2 separate regions of the Homo sapiens genome follow, and region 1 is linked to region 2. Evidence: chromatin contacts called from ENCODE Hi-C or POLR2A ChIA-PET data. All regions are on one chromosome and are shown on one strand. The core of a region is the stretch at or near the end of the contact, and the rest is flanking DNA. Distances in the headings are between cores, read along the strand shown. Region 1 overlaps SLC12A9-AS1 (SLC12A9 antisense RNA 1). Region 2 holds the start of TRIM56 (tripartite motif containing 56).

Region 1 (2,700 bases), core at 29-2,528, 250 kb after region 2:
CATAAGACAATATGAAAGGTAGTCTCCTCCTTTACTAAAAATGCAAAAAAATTAGCCGGCGTGGTGCTACACACCTGTAATCCTAGGTACTGGGGAGGGTGAAGTGGGCAGATCGCTTGAGCCCCAGAGGCCAGGTCGCAGTGAGCCAAGATCGCGTCACTGTACACCAGCCTTGGTGACAGAGTGAGACTCTGTCTCAAAATAAATAAATAAATAATAGTATCTCCTCTGCTCAGAAGTGTCTCAGAATGCTAGGCATGGTGGCCCATGCCTGTAATGTGGCCTCTCCATCACCACATCTCTCTTCTCACCTCCTGCGCGTGCCCCACTAGGGCCTCTGGGCTGTTCCTCAGACAACTCCAGAACCTCTTTTAGGTCTTCTGGACTCAAATATTATCTTCCTAGTGAAATCTTCCCTGCGAATCCCATTTAAAATTGAACCACATGGCTGGGTGCTATACTCCCAATGCTTTGGAAGGTGGAGGCAGGAGGATCACTTGAGCCCAGGAGTGTGAGACCAGCCTGGGCAACATAGCAAGACTGTCTCCACAAAAAAATTTTACAACTTGAAATAGCCGGGTGCGGTGGCTCACGCCTGTAATCCCAGCACTTTGGGAGGCTGAGGCGGGCAGATCACGAGGTCAGGAGATCAAGACCATCCTGGCTAACATGGTGAAACCCTGTCTCTACTAAAAATACAAAAAAATTAGCCAGGCATGGTAGAGGGCGCCTGCAGTCCCAGCTACTTGGGAGGCTGAGGCAGGAGAATGGCGTGAACCCAGGAGGCTGAGCTTGCAGTGAGCGAAGATCACGCCACTGCACTCCAGCCTGGGCAACAGAGCAAGACTCTGTCTCAAAAAAAAAAAAAAAAAAAAAAAAAAATTGAAATAAATGTTTTAAAAATAAATAGATGAAATAAAATTGGCTCAGGTTTATAATCCCAACACTTTGGGAGGCCAAGTGTGGAGGATCACTTGAGGTCAAGAGTTCGAGGCTGCAATGAGGTATGACCTTGCCCATGCACTCAGCCTAGGCAACAGAGAGAGATCCTGTCTCAAAAAAAGAAAGGAAGTTAAGCTCCACGAAACAGGAGCTTCAGTTTTCTTCGCTGCTGCCCTGCGCCTGGAATAACCAAACATTCACTGTGGCTGCAGGAATCCTCCGGAATCCGCCCCACTGCACGCCAGCAGTCGGAGGCCTGGGGCGTGCTGCCCACGTGACTGACGGCCGGGAAGGAAAGATGGCGGCGACTATGATGGCTTCAGAGAGAGGGCAACCAACGAGAGGACGCCGCCCGCCAGAGCGTCCACACCGCCGCTTTTTCTGCGGTTGCGTCCTGGGAAGGCGCGAATTGTGTGGCTACGGGCGGGTCGTCCTCTCCACCATTTTTTAATGGAAAAAATAATAATTCTCAAAGACGGTTTGGTCTGACCTGCCTCCCCACCTCTTGGCATCCGCAGGATCGCAGGCGTGTAAAAGACGGGATTGTGGGACTGGGCCCAGTGACTCATGCCTGTAATCCCAGCGCTTTGCGGGGCCAAGGCCAGAGTATCTCTTGAGCCCAGGTGTTCGAGACCAGCCTGGGCAACATAGCGAGCCCCCATCTCTATTTTTAAAAATGGTGTATAGATATAGAGGAGATCGTGGGATTCAGTATCTGAGATTTTCTACCTTGGTGTCAACGCCCCTGTCAACCTATTAGGTGACCTCAGAGTGTTCCCCCAGCCCTCAATTCTAGGGATCCCAGATCCTGGAACACACACATGCCCCGTCTGCCCCTTCGGGACAAGGAGATCTAATGGCACTCTCAGAATTAGGCCTTAAATGCTAATTTCCTGGAGATCCGCCCACCTCACCCCCACCCTCCCCCACCCCATTCCTGCTGTAAACTCCCCAGGATTAAGTCTGGTGAATCTGCGCCCCCCTCCCCCAGGTCCCAGGGGCAGATGAGCCCTTGGGCACCGCCCCTCCAATTTCCTGCAGACCCAGCAAACAAAAGACTCTCGGGAAGAGAGGCGAGCTGAGCAGGGCGCCCTTCCTGCAAGAACAGCTGATGGGGCAAAACGGCCCAGGAGTGAGCCGAGGGGAGGGATGAAATTCCAGGGTTCCTGGAGGGCAGCAGTGCGAGGCTAGACCCCTGGATCCTGGGGAGGGAGGGTATCTGGGCAGCAGCTGGATGTGGAAGGCTCTGGCCAGACAGGTTGCTGGGCTGTGGCGCATGGGGTGATGTCAGCCTTAGGGAATGGAGCGGGGGGTGGGTTTTCTGAGGTTCAGGTGAGCTCTCTGGTCCCCAGGCTGGAAGAGTGGGGCCTGGGAGAGGGCTGAGGCCCTGCGTCATCTCCTCTGGGGCCCGGCCTACCTTCCCCTGGCCCGACCTGCTACCCTCGGTGCCGGCCCCACCCGGCCTGGCTTCCTGCTCCTCCCCACACACATCTTTCTGTGCCAAGCTTCCCTAACCAGCCCAAGAGCTTCTTGTCCCTTCCAGACCCCGGTATCCTGGCCTCCAGCCACAAATAGTCCTTCTTACTTTCCCTCCTAGAGCCAGCCTCCTGCCTGCCCCTGCTCCCATTCCCAGCCAGGACACAATAGTCAGGGAAGGGCCACAGTGCAGTCCAGTGGGTGCTGGGATGCTGCTGGCATGGGGGGGCTTGGCCTCATATCCTGCCAGGCTGTCAGGGGAAGAGAGGAAACAAAAGACTT
Region 2 (2,700 bases), core at 89-2,588:
TGCCTAGGTCCTGCCAGTTGGGGTAGGATCTTGCAGTAGCTTAGGGGGCTTTAATCCTCCAAGCCCCATACACCTGCCTTCTTTTTATTTTATTTTAGTTTTTAGCAATAGGGTCACCCTCTGTCACCCAGGCTGGAGTGCAGTGGCGTGATCGTAGTTCACTGCAGCCTCAAACTCCTAGACTCAAGTCTTTTGAGTAGTTGGGAGTACAGGCATGTGCCACCATGCCCAGCCTTTTTTTTTTTTTTTTTTTTTTTTGAGACAGAGTCTCACTCTGTTGCCCAGGCTGGAGTGCAGTGGTGCGATCTTGGCTCACTGCCACCTCCACCTGCCAGGTTCAAGTGATTCTCCTGCCTCAGCCTCCCGAGTAGCTGTGATTACAGGTGCGCACCATCACACCCGGCTAATTTTTGTATGTTTAGTAGAAATGGAGTTTGGCCCTATTGGCCAGGCTGGTCTTGAACTCCTGACCTCAGGTGATCCGCCCTCCTCGGTCTCCCAAAGTGCTGGGATTATAGGCGTGAGCCACCATGCCCAGGGGCCCAGCCAGCCCATTTTTTAAAAATTATCACTTTTTGTAGAGATGGGGTCTTGCTATGTTGCCCAGGCTGGTCTCCAACTCCTGGCCTCAGGCTATCCTCCCGTCTCGGCCTTCCCAAAGCATTAGGATTACAGGCATGAGCCACCGCACCCGCCTGGCCTTACACCTGTCTTCTGCTAGACCTGGGGCAGCATCGCGGGTGGTGGAGGCCCCACTTTCTGCATTTAACAGTTTCTAAAGCGGATTCTGGAGCGGGCAGAAAAAACGCTAGGGGAAGGGCTGGTCCCCTTCCCGCTGCTGGCTCACCCTCTGATAGACTTGGCCTTGGCTTATCTCCTGGAGTCCTGTTCTTTTAGCTTTTCCTGCTGAATGCATTCCAGAAACCTCTGGAGGGAGGGAGTCCCGAGCTCCTGGCACAGTGGCTGAGACCTACTTGTTGGGCAGACTAGGTGGAATGTCCCCTTTTCTGGAGCTGGGAGGAGACCTCAGAGAGTGGGACGGGGTCTTTCTTGCGGGGACCTGTGGCCACGGAGCGGGAGGGAGGCGAGTGCAGTTTCCCTCCTGCCCTCTCCTCCTGCCTTCCGGGTGCCTCTTCACGCCCTCCCTTTCCTTCCCTTCCTCCTCCTCCCGCGCTCTCTCTCCACTCCCCTCCCCCTACTCCCTCCGCTCGGTCCTTCCTATAGCTGTGCCGCCCCCCACCCCTTACCTAGCCAGAGCTGATCTTGACCTCTAGGATGGTGAGGGGGCCTGAGGCCTGGAGGCCGCCGTTGCTGGGTGCCTGGAAAAGAAACAAAACTGAAACTAATTGTACTTGTGGTGCAACTTCCGTCCCAGCCAGGGACACACCGACTCGCCTCGCACAGCCTCAGGCCCCGCCTTCCTCCCCACCCGGCCCCGTCCTCTCCCGCCAAGGCCCCCACCCCGGCAGGCAGCTGGCAGGCTTGGGCTGGAGTCCACCAGCCAGGTCGGCCTGTCAGTCCAGCCTCAGGGCTAAGTGTGTGTATGTCACAAACAGGGAACTACCTGAGGGCGGGTTCTCTGAGTAGAGGGTGGAGGGTCACAGGGTTTATTTGTGGGAAGAAATGAGAGCTCATCTGTGATTCAGAGACCAGGGTAACTAGACACATGGCCTCAGGGCGGGTCTGCAGATTTGCTAACACCTCAGGCAGGCAGGTGCCTGCAAAGCTTCAAGAGAGGCCTTTCATTCCATAAACCGTTGCTGAGCTGTAGGAGAGGCTGTGGGGGATCAGGTAAGAAGCCTCTTGCTGAGGGAACAGCACAGGCTTCCTGGAGAAGGCATCAATGAGATGAGTTTAAAGAAGGCGGGAGGATTGCTTCAGCCCAGGAGTTCAAGACCAGCTTGGGCAATATGGTGAGACCCAGTCTCCATAAAAAATTCGCTAGCCGTGCATGGTAGCGCATACCTGTAATCCCAGATACTCAGGAGACTGAGGCAGGAGAATCACTTGAACCTGGGAGGTCGAGGCTGCAGTGAGCCATGATGGTGACACTGCACTCCAGCCTGGATGACAGAGCAAGACCCTGTCTAAAAAATAAAACAGTAAGAGGGCATAGAGGGCTGGAGAACACTGAGAAGAATGTTCCTGTTCCAGGTACTGGGAGCAGCAAGGGTACATCCCCATTTAGGATGATGTGTGTGGAGAGGATACGAGAGTGTTGGCAGAGAAGCCTGCATTTTATCAAAAAAGACAAAAGAATCATTGCAGGAGATTTCCCTCAACATTTCATGAAAAAATAATTTTTATTTTGAGACAAAGCCTCGCTCTGTCGCCCAGGCTGGAGTGCAGTGGTGTGATCTTAGCTCACAGCAACCTCCGCTTCCCGGGTTCAAGCGATCCTCCTGCCTCAGCCTCCAAAGTAGCTGGGATTACGGGCACTCACTGCCACGCCCAGCTAATTTTTGTATTTTTAGTAGAGATGGGGTTTCACTATGTTGGCCAGGCTGGTCTCGAACTTCTGACCTCAAGTGATCCACCCACCTTGGCCTCCCAAAGTGCTGGGATTACAGGCGTGAGCCAACATGCACAGCCTCATTTTATGAAAAATTCAAAGCACAAAGAAGTTGAAAGAATTGCGGTGAACACCCATATCTCCACCACTTCTGTTCTACAATTATCATTTTACCGTAATTAATTCAT

Evidence for each region. A loop is a pair of places that touch in the nucleus more often than their neighbours do. ChIA-PET counts read pairs that join two places held with the same protein, here RNA polymerase II (POLR2A). Pooled maps may share reads with other maps.
Region 1: a pooled map shows a loop between it and region 2 (4-fold over the local background). The contact joins the enhancer-like site here to the promoter of TRIM56 in region 2. A Hi-C loop is called at or near these places in 5 of 50 pooled maps. POLR2A ChIA-PET finds 5 or more read pairs at or near these places in 4 of 52 experiments (A549, AG04449, Caco-2 and 1 more).

What each region holds. Positions count from the first base shown.
Region 1 is chr7:100,836,034-100,838,733 of GRCh38, reverse strand. SLC12A9-AS1 (SLC12A9 antisense RNA 1) reads left to right here. Exons shown (of 2, transcript NR_146550.1): 2 at 1,155-1,420. It also overlaps a transcript of SLC12A9 not described here. Among named protein-coding and RNA genes, the nearest start is that of EPHB4, 9.9 kb to the right of the region's middle. RefSeq lists enhancers at 1,101-1,180, 1,191-1,240, 698-1,617, 1,618-2,537, 2,538-2,700. Within about 2 kb of position 1,278, at least 32 of the 41 ENCODE cell types and tissues checked have a DNase peak (open chromatin) inside an H3K27ac peak, as active enhancers do.
Region 2 is chr7:101,084,119-101,086,818 of GRCh38, reverse strand. TRIM56 (tripartite motif containing 56) reads right to left here and starts at 1,338. Exons shown (of 3, transcript NM_030961.3): 1 at 1,248-1,338. RefSeq lists enhancers at 1,728-1,777, 2,481-2,700.